3 separate regions of the Homo sapiens genome follow, and regions 1 and 3 are each linked to region 2. Evidence: chromatin contacts called from ENCODE Hi-C or POLR2A ChIA-PET data. All regions are on one chromosome and are shown on one strand. Each heading gives the region's core, a stretch centred on a gene start or an enhancer-like site at or near the end of the contact. The rest is flanking DNA. Distances are from core to core; before and after follow the strand shown. Region 1 overlaps CDK14 (cyclin dependent kinase 14). Region 2 overlaps STEAP2-AS1 (STEAP2 antisense RNA 1). Region 3 overlaps CDK14 (cyclin dependent kinase 14).

The links. A loop is a pair of places that touch in the nucleus more often than their neighbours do. ChIA-PET counts read pairs that join two places held with the same protein, here RNA polymerase II (POLR2A). Pooled maps may share reads with other maps.
Region 1: a loop to region 2 is called in a map with no recorded cell type, with 2.3 times the contacts of the local background. The contact joins two enhancer-like sites. A Hi-C loop is called at or near these places in 1 of 37 single-sample maps with no recorded cell type and 1 of 50 pooled maps. POLR2A ChIA-PET finds 5 or more read pairs at or near these places in 1 of 52 experiments (PC-3).
Region 3: a loop to region 2 is called in a map with no recorded cell type, with 4 times the contacts of the local background. The contact joins two enhancer-like sites. A Hi-C loop is called at or near these places in 2 of 37 single-sample maps with no recorded cell type and 4 of 50 pooled maps.

The regions. Positions count from the first base shown.
Region 1 is chr7:90,716,212-90,719,173 of GRCh38, forward strand. The region is part of intron 2 of CDK14 (cyclin dependent kinase 14); the gene reads left to right. Among named protein-coding and RNA genes, the nearest start is that of CDK14, 120 kb to the left of the region's middle. Within about 2 kb of position 1,705, at least 3 of the 41 ENCODE cell types and tissues checked have a DNase peak (open chromatin) inside an H3K27ac peak, as active enhancers do.
Region 2 is chr7:90,179,096-90,182,012 of GRCh38, forward strand. The region is part of intron 2 of STEAP2-AS1 (STEAP2 antisense RNA 1); the gene reads right to left. Among named protein-coding and RNA genes, the nearest start is that of STEAP1, 26 kb to the left of the region's middle. RefSeq lists an enhancer at 1,137-1,638. Within about 2 kb of position 1,321, at least 9 of the 41 ENCODE cell types and tissues checked have a DNase peak (open chromatin) inside an H3K27ac peak, as active enhancers do.
Region 3 is chr7:90,735,955-90,739,323 of GRCh38, forward strand. All of the region lies in intron 3 of CDK14 (cyclin dependent kinase 14), which reads left to right. Among named protein-coding and RNA genes, the nearest start is that of CDK14, 140 kb to the left of the region's middle. RefSeq lists an enhancer at 1,392-1,681. Within about 2 kb of position 1,502, at least 4 of the 41 ENCODE cell types and tissues checked have a DNase peak (open chromatin) inside an H3K27ac peak, as active enhancers do.

The sequences.
Region 1 (2,962 bases), core at 455-2,954, 540 kb after region 2:
GAGTGGGAAATGTTCAGTTATGCCATTTGGGCCAAAGACTCCCCTCACACCCACACCAAAGGAGGACCTGTTTTAGGATACATGGTACTCTTCACAAATTTAAGTTCCTTTTCAAATTTCTTTTCTAGATCCTGAGGTGACTTCCTTCTAAGTTTTTCCTCCAAAGCTACCAAATAAACCCTAGTAAGTAGTAAGCAAAGCAAGATTCTGAATTCAATTCTACTTAGGATAATTTTGTAGTAATTGTTTTTATAGATATGATGGCTAGCAGCAAAACAATGTTCCTATATTAGAGACACATACATCTATAAATTTCTATGCAGGAAGTAATGTCATATATGCTGCTATAACCCATGTATATTCTTTCTTCTCTACTCATCACTCATTCCAATTCCATGGTTGTTTAAATTCATAAACATATTGGATGTATATTATTGCACATTTTATTTCAGAGCTGAAAATATATTGAGTTATCTGATAACTACCGTGAACTTTTGAGATAAGTTTGAGTAAAATATGTTACCGAAGGAGTAGTAAAATTTTTATCACTCATTGTACACAGAGACTGAAACAAATTTTCCCTCTAAATTTGCCCTCTCTACAATCACAATCTCTTATTGGACCATAACAGCAGAATATATCATTACATGGTTTAGTGCACCATGTCTCAAATTTCAAGGTGCACACAAATCACCCAGGGATCTTGTTAAAATTCAGATTCTGACTTGGTAGAACTGCAGTGGGTCTGAGATCCCAGTGATTCCCGTGCTGCCAGTCTGCAAGCAGCAAGGGGTTAACTTTTCCAGATGAAATTCTGGTCACAATGCTAACTACATTCTGAAAAACTTATACAGACAACTAACAATAGGGCTGGTTGTTAGTAATTCTACCCTTGCTATGAGTGCTCATTAAAACCTTACGTTAAATTTATCATTATGATTTGGACAAAATGAAGAAGTATAGGCATCAAAATGAAGAAGTATAGAAGTCAGGAAGTATAGGCATCTACCTATATGAGCCTATAAACAAAACTGTATCTCATCTGAAATGTGTAATTATCACAGAAGAGAAAGTGACTAAATAAAATTATTTTAACAACATATACCAAAGCTTAAGCTTCTGGAAAGACTACCTAATATTCCATAATAGAATTAGCAAAACAGTTATCAAGCCTATTGATGGCAAGCATTGAAGTCCAGTAAGGGATGTAACAAAACTACAGTCACTGAAGCAGCGTAAAGGTCACTGAAGCAGCATAAAGGAATGTGGTGTCCTCAAGAGTCCTCCATTCAGCAGTGTCCACTAGCTGAGGAATTCAGGATTTAAGTGAAATTGGGTCAGATGCCAAAGAAACCATGTAGTAGAAAAATAAGCATTTTAAAACTAAATCGCAATGTTAGACATTGAATTCTGATGAATGGAAACATCTGGTGAAGTGTTTTCATGACTGGAAAATATCTCAACTCAGAAGGTACCTTGTTTTTAATGTAGTTTCTCAGGACTAATTTTTTTAGTGGCCTATTTTTAGTTAAAGGGGAAAGCTTATAATTAGTAAAACAATCCATCATTGAGTAAATATTAACAGAACTATTTCATGCCCGGTCTTTTGTGCTTTGGGAACACTAAAGAAATAGAAGATATGGTTTGTGTGCTCAAGGTGTTTACACTCTGGTCATGGAAATACAAACACGTGAGAAACAGTGCTCAGCAAAGACGGAGCTCCCCCCACCCCACCAAAATAAACCAAACACTTGAAAACAAATTCTACAGTAGCTTATATAAGAATATATAATAACATATATTTCAGTAACAAATTATAAAATACAATCTAAAAATGATGTAGTTGGTAGTGAGGGCATTTTTGGTTGTGACAGTGACAATGATATAAGGGCAGGACTAGCATTTAGTACACAGAACCATGGTTGCCAGATGCTCTACAACGTGTACTGCTGTGGAAATGCTGCACCCAAATAATTTTCAGCCAAAATGCCCAGGATGCCACCACTGAGAAACAGTGCCAGGATGTCAGAGTTAAGGAAAATCTGAAAAGACTGGAGACATTAAGAGAAGTGTATACATGGTATGTACCTGTCTTTGTCCTTTCTAAATCCTAAAATTCTAAGGGAAAGTGGAACACAAAGGAAGCACAAAGAAGTGAATTTATGTGTGAGACTTTACTAGTTGACCTATCTAAAATTATTTACCAGCTGCAAACTGCTGCCTAAAGTTCATAGTAGAACATTAGAGCTAAAACAGATCTGTATCATTTTACAGATGAGAAGACTGAGATCTGGGGAATTTAAGTGGCTTGTCTTGAGGCACTTAGTTCTGACTTCTATGGGCAGTATGTTTGCATGTATATTAGATAATGTTCTGAAGGTGACTTTAGGCAAGATCTTGGTTCTCATAAAACAAAGCTGTAAGTAAAAAACACATTCTTGCATATATCCTTCTATATGTGTACATATCTTTGCTCTGTGTAGCCACTCTTACTGCCATCTCTGTGTATACACACATACATACACACGCATACTATTAGGGAGAAAATAGAGAAGACAGCAAGCAAAGAGAGGAAAGCATACTTTTAGATTTGACAGATTTAAGTTATAGATGAAGGCAGTTATCATTGGTTATGATTCTAGTGGCAATGATTCTAATTCTTCCTACCTCTCTCTTCTACCCAAAACTCTTGCACATCTATCCTTAATAGCTGAAATTACTTTTATAAGGGAGAAAACTTGTTGTTCTGTAACGCTTAAAGTTCAGATAATTCTGGGAGAGGTAGTACTACGATTTAAGTGCTCAAAAACTTATAAATGACTGATGATTTTTTTATATTGGGAGCAGATTTTGAGTAGGATAAAGCCATCAGGCCCTCCTGGGGTATTGGACAAAGGGAAAAAAACAAATGAAAGAGGTTGTCAAGATTTTTGCTTATTTCATAGTTTTGCATTGGACCTGT
Region 2 (2,917 bases), core at 71-2,570:
GCACAGAAGGCCATGAACAATCTGACACCTCCATTAGTCACCTCTGTTAGTCACCACTACGACTTCCTGACCCATCTCTGGGTTTCACTTCAGTTTTTAGATACCCAGCCCTAACAATTAAGCAAAACTTCATTGATAGTTCCTCTTCAAAAGTATTTCCAGAATAACTATTAAAATCCCATGGACTAGTCAAGATAGTGAGATATGCTTTTGAGTGAACAGCCACCATTTCTTCCTTTTAGAGATTTATTTTTTAACTTAACAAAAAGCAAATCTAATGTGAAACTTAATGAAAATTGTTTCAAAAACTTGAAATGCAACTACAAAATAGCCCATTATTGCCTAAGCTTTCTATACTTAACTAGTTTTCTAAATCTATATTACATAGGCTAGAGAAATAACATATTGTTTTTATATGTACAATCCAAATCTAGTCTCTCCGAATTTTCTTTAAGGCCAACTATTTTAATATAGGCCAGTATTTTACTCTATTATTCAATCGCAAACCACGTTTCTTTCCTCACAGTAGTGCATTTTGACAAAATCAATCTTTTCATTCTTTTCAGCAAATAATACAGAAATTGGGATTCATTCATGAGAAGTCAGTGAAAATAAAAATGATTTCAGATTTTCTTTACATTTGTATAATATCACTAGTAGAGGAGGAATGGCTTTCCAGACCACTTGTTAGGAAAAAAATATGAGTGGGAAATTACACTAAGCCTATATAAACAATTCCAAAGTAGAATTCTCTTTTCTCCTTGGTAAATAAATGCTTGATTTTCATAATTCAACATATAATTTTAAACTAGGGCAACCAAACTTGTGACATGAAAAGAGGAATTTTATTGTTAAGTTACACTGGTATACTGCAAAGTCATACCAAAAAAAAAGGAGCAAAATATATTTTTTAATAATCTTACACAAGAATGCTCAAGAATCTTCTACATGAGGTAACTACAGAAAAAAAGAACACTAGGTCAGCTGAAGGCTGAACTAAATTTGTTCCATAAAAGTTGGTGAGTTTCATTTTTCGCTTCTAAGGGGATAAAGGAAAAAGAATGTGCATTGTGTTTAAGAAAACCCAGAATACTGCCAAAAGTTTGCCACCCACTTTGGCATTCTGCCTTTATCCTGAAAGATAATTTCTTCTCCATTATAAACAGCCTATGTGAGATGAACTGTCAACAAGAGGGAAGCTAGAGTGAGAAACAGAGAAAAAGAACAGCATCATGCAAGGAAAGTTATGAAACAAATTGACTCTTGATTCTCTCTTGGCTTGCCTTTCTTAATGCAAATAGAATTAAAAAGTCAAATAGCCCTAATGTTAGCCAGGTGAAGTGTGGTTAGAAATGGTTGACTGGAAATTCCCTTGCTTTCATCAAACAATTGTTATGTGAATATTGCATCAGCTTGGTCCTTTTGATGTTCCTACATGACTTAAGAAAACTTTGTATTTCCAGTAGTGTATTTCCAATGACAAAAACTCTGCTGTGTGATTTTAGAAAATCACTAAAATTACCAGTGCTTTTGCTAGATCTTTCACAGTTGCAAAAACAAATGTTTTTGAACAAGGCTCTATTTTTCATGAAAATATTCAACTGAATGCAGGGAAAGTAAATGCAAAATATCTAGGGAAGGCACCAATCAAATCATGCAAGAAGAGATTTTTCTAGACTTCAAAGAAAAAGTATTCAGTGACTCCAAGGTGTGGGGCAAGGGAGGCAGGGGAGTGATGAATTTGTTTTCTTTGCATTGTTCCACTTCCTTGTTTGCTGTGTTGCACAAACTCTATTGAATATCAAGATTTGGCCTCTTATGAATAAGATACTTAATAGAGAAGAATGTCAGTTTTTTCAAGCCCATAAATACCTTTTAAATGTTCTTAGAATTTTACAATTGGATGAAAAAGCATCAAAAAACATAGTTTGTATAATTTTATCATTAAAAATATTTTCCATTATTATTCAAGGAGTTCATTGATGCTGAATACAAAATGCCTAAGATTTATTATTTAAGTTTATGAGCTAAAGGAAATCTTAGTGTTTATCTAGCCTAACTTCCTTGTTCTACATTTCTGTTTTGTTTTTTCAAATGATGTATCTTGTTTGCTTCACGATTATGTTAAAGAAAAAGTTTTTTTTCAGAAATAAGAAATAGATTATAAATTTTTAAAAAGGAAAGAAAATTGAGGAAAAAGGGAATTAAAGGATATTGGATAATATAGAGAAAGATATTTATAGGGCATAAAATCATTTCTAGTGGAAGGAGGACACATGGGTTTGTCATTGCCAGAGCACCTTTTGTTTTTCTGAGCATTTTGTGAGATGGCCAATTTTACCCAGCATAGAATCGAGTAAGAATGAAACTGAAATAATTTGCAAAGTTGAAAGTTGAGTGTGACCATAAGCCTCCAATCCTAGTTCCAGCCTGCCCACCATGCTGGGAATATAGTTTGGATATTTGTCCCTGCCCAAATCTCATGCTGAAATATAATCTCCAATGTTGGAAGTAGGACCTTGTGGGAGGTGTTTGGAACATGGGAGCAGATCTCTAGAAGCTGAGCAAATGCCAGCACCATGCTTCCTGTAAAACCTGAAGAACCATGAGCCACTTAATCCTCTTTTTTTATAAATTACTCAGTCTCATGTGTTACTTTACAGCAAGGCAAAAATGGCTTAATACCTTGGGCATGCTCCAGTAGAGATTAGAATTCACATGAAACAACAAATGAGAAACAGGGAGAAAACTATTAAGAGGTCTATGGTAGGGAAGATTGTGGCTATTGTCTCCATTTACTTTTAGAATTTCTTCGTGTGTGTGTGTGTGTGTGTGTGTGAGAGAGAGAGAGAGAGAGAGAGAGAGAGACAACTAGTAGAAACAGAGTAACCAAATCTCTTAACTGGAAATGACTTTA
Region 3 (3,369 bases), core at 252-2,751, 560 kb after region 2:
TAGGCACCGGCGGGAATCTCCTGGTCTTCCGGTTGCAAACACTGTGGTAAAAGCACAGTATCTGGGCCAGAGTGCACTGTTCCTCCCGGTACAGTCTCTCATGGCTTCACTTGGCTGGGGGAGGGAAATCCCTTTACCCCTTGCGCTTCCTGGGCAAGGCGATGCCCTACCCAGCTTTAGCCCTCCGTGGGCTGCACCAACTGTCCAACCAGTCCCAGTGAGATGAACCGGGTACCTCAGTTGGAAGTGTAGAAATCACCTGCCTTCCGTGTTGATCTCGCTGGGAGCTGCAGATGGGAGCTGTTCCTATTTGGCCATCTTGCCAGCAAATCCTGTCTGCTGCCTTTTTGTTCTCTCCCCTGTTGTGATAAGAAGGGGTACTTTATTATGTTTTTGTTTTTTTTTTTTTTTTTTTTTTTTGGTAGAAAGGTTAATTTCCACTGGATTCTGAATTGGGCAGAAAATGGAAACATTAACACTTTTTGCATAACGCCATTTTACATCCCCTGCAGCAGTGTAAAGATTTGATCAGTTAATTCCCATGGGAAGCATGGGAAAACAAGGGAGCCTTATAGACACGGGTGTTATTTTTAACAATGCTTAGAGGATGTAACAATGACTGATAAGCATCAAAGGAAGACCCTGTTTCCTTAAGGGTCACCATGATTTATGTCATACTTTTATTTTATCATTATTTCTTTTAAAATATTAGTTATCTTTTATAGGCTCCAAGAGTAGAGCTGAAAAGGAAGGAAAATGTGATAGAAGTGTGGCATTGCAGCCACTGTTTTAATGAGGAAAGCATTGTTTTTTGGAAATACTGTGGTAGAAACTATTTTAAAATATCATGCCTTCCCAGCCGTATACATCTATATGCTCTTCACATACAGGCCATTATATATTAGGAGCCTTGACTGAAATCAAGGAACCAAGAATGCCTTGACCTCAGTGGCCATCATGCTAATGTAACTGGCTGATTGGTTTTTTTCTTCAGATAGTGGCACTTTAAAATTCACGCAAAATATAAAGAATGAGGTTTTATTTATAGTGGTATATTTTAAGAGGGTGTTTAAGAGGTTTTTAAATTTGTTTCAGATGTATATTGAGTGCCCACTTTTCCTAGGACTAGTTCCTGTGTGGTGTTTAATACCGTCACTGATGTGACAAACCTTCCCTCCCCTATTCCTGCCACCTCCTCTAACCCAGCTGTGCTCCTCAGTAGCTGCAGTTCTTGGGAGTACTACAGGAGATTTCCTGTCTTGCTGGACCAATTTAGAAGGGATTTCATTGAGTTATGCTGTCATAAGCTGATCTTAAAGAGGGCATATTTTCAGAAACTCATATTTAGGTTAAGGTCCTCTCTACATTCCACAAATTGCTCCAAATTTACCTCTTTTCATCACCATAAAAATCTATATCCCATGATAGGCAGGCCTAATCTGGGAGATGTGGGAGGAGGGTGCAAACCTGCAAATGAGAGTTTCACTTCTGTTTTTAGATACTTGTTCTTAAGGTGTGGTTGGTGTGTCATCTTGGCGTTACTTCCTCTTCTGGGGAGTGGAAAATTCCCAGATTAGAACCAAGCCCCCTTGACAGGTTGTTACCATGTGTGGTGTTTGGATCCATACCTCTGCACAGCACCTAGATCTATTTTATAACCAAGTTACCTATCAATGATGCATTACCTTAGTGTGGCTGTAATAGGGCTATCAATGCTGGGTGATAAAGCTTGTTCTGGAGATCAAAGGCAAAATAAAAATTAGCCCAGTCAGGTTTGACTTTAAATCCTTATTTAATGGAGTCACGTGGTTCTGATTGAATCCTTCCTCTCTCACCCTCATACCCACTCTCACAATTACAGTATAATGTGCTGGAGAAGTGATTCTCCATTGTGGTTTTCCTCAATTCAGGGGGTACTCAACAATCTTAAGCAAGGGGTTATGTGTGAGGGTTAAAATCAGTTTTCAATGAAGTCAGTATGAAGCTATGGACATTCTTACTGGATATCAGGGTATCATTACAGTGAACACTGAAGTATACTCATGAAGTTTATAAAAATTGCAGTTCAGACACCCATCCTTGCTTCTGTGAGTGGGGTTTCAATAGAAGATAGACCGAAGCATGTTTAATATTTCCTCTATGTGGGTGAGGGTTAGGACTCTGTGTGAATATTCCACCAGTGTAATAGTAACAAAGAAAATAATTCTCAATTCTGATAATCTTGGCTTGAATTCTAGTTCTGCCAGTAACTATAGGATTTTAGATGAGTTACTTTATTTTTCCAGTCTATAAATTATTCATGTTCAAATGGGGATAGTAATAGAACCAACCTCATGGTGGTATTATAGAGATTAAGTTTATGTAATACATATAAAATGATTAGCTTAAGGTCTGATACATAATTACTTGATATTAGCTAGTTGTTATTATTATTACACAGACAATGAACTAGAGCTGTCAAGGGTTAAGAACACCTCTATGGCAGGGTGACAAACATTGTTCAGCTGGAACATTATGTGCACTTTTCATTATCCATGTCAGTGTTCCCCTCCGCTGGCCCAGATAATTGACGGTTCTCTATACTTTTATTCAGTTTTTTAAAAAAGTGTTAACATCATCTCATTAAATTTCACATCTCTATGCAGTTAGTGTCTGTTAGAAATTGCTGATTAGCCCTCTGTATTTCCACGTCTCTAAAGTGGTATCTCAAGCCTACACTCTAAGTAGGGAAGCGATAAGCAGAGAATAGTTGTCCCATAAAGCTGTTTCTCATCCATCCACACACCTGACATCAAAAAGCCAAAGATAATGTTTAAGGTTGACTACACCTTGGTTTGATCCAGTATCTTTATTTAAATGTGATGATTTAATAAAGTTGCAAGGAAAAAAAGACAAAGGACTCCACTTTAATTATAAACAAAAATCTCTCCTTCTGAATTATTCTTTTTTTTTTACTTATTTGATGGGAAGAATTTTATTATTGACCTCTTTAAATATTTGGCATTTGGATTCTTTATTTATGTGTACAGTAATTACAGATCAGACCATTTCTGCATACTTAAAATAGGAGACTCACTTTATAAGAATCTAACTCTCAAAGCGGAGACTGTCTCTTAGATGCATCCTATTCCATAGGACTGTTGTTTTGTAGACTAGGAAAAGTTTTAGAGAGAATTACATGCCTTTGATTCTTCCTATGGAGTCAGCATGATTGATTTGTAAGTTACAGTGTATTTCCACAATGTCTACCTGTCAGTTTCACAGGGCAGATAATATTGATTTTTTTACCACAAAATGTGGCAAAGTATTAATTTTCTGCCATTGTAGTGTTAACAGAATATAGAATACAACCGTAGCAGTTAATGCATC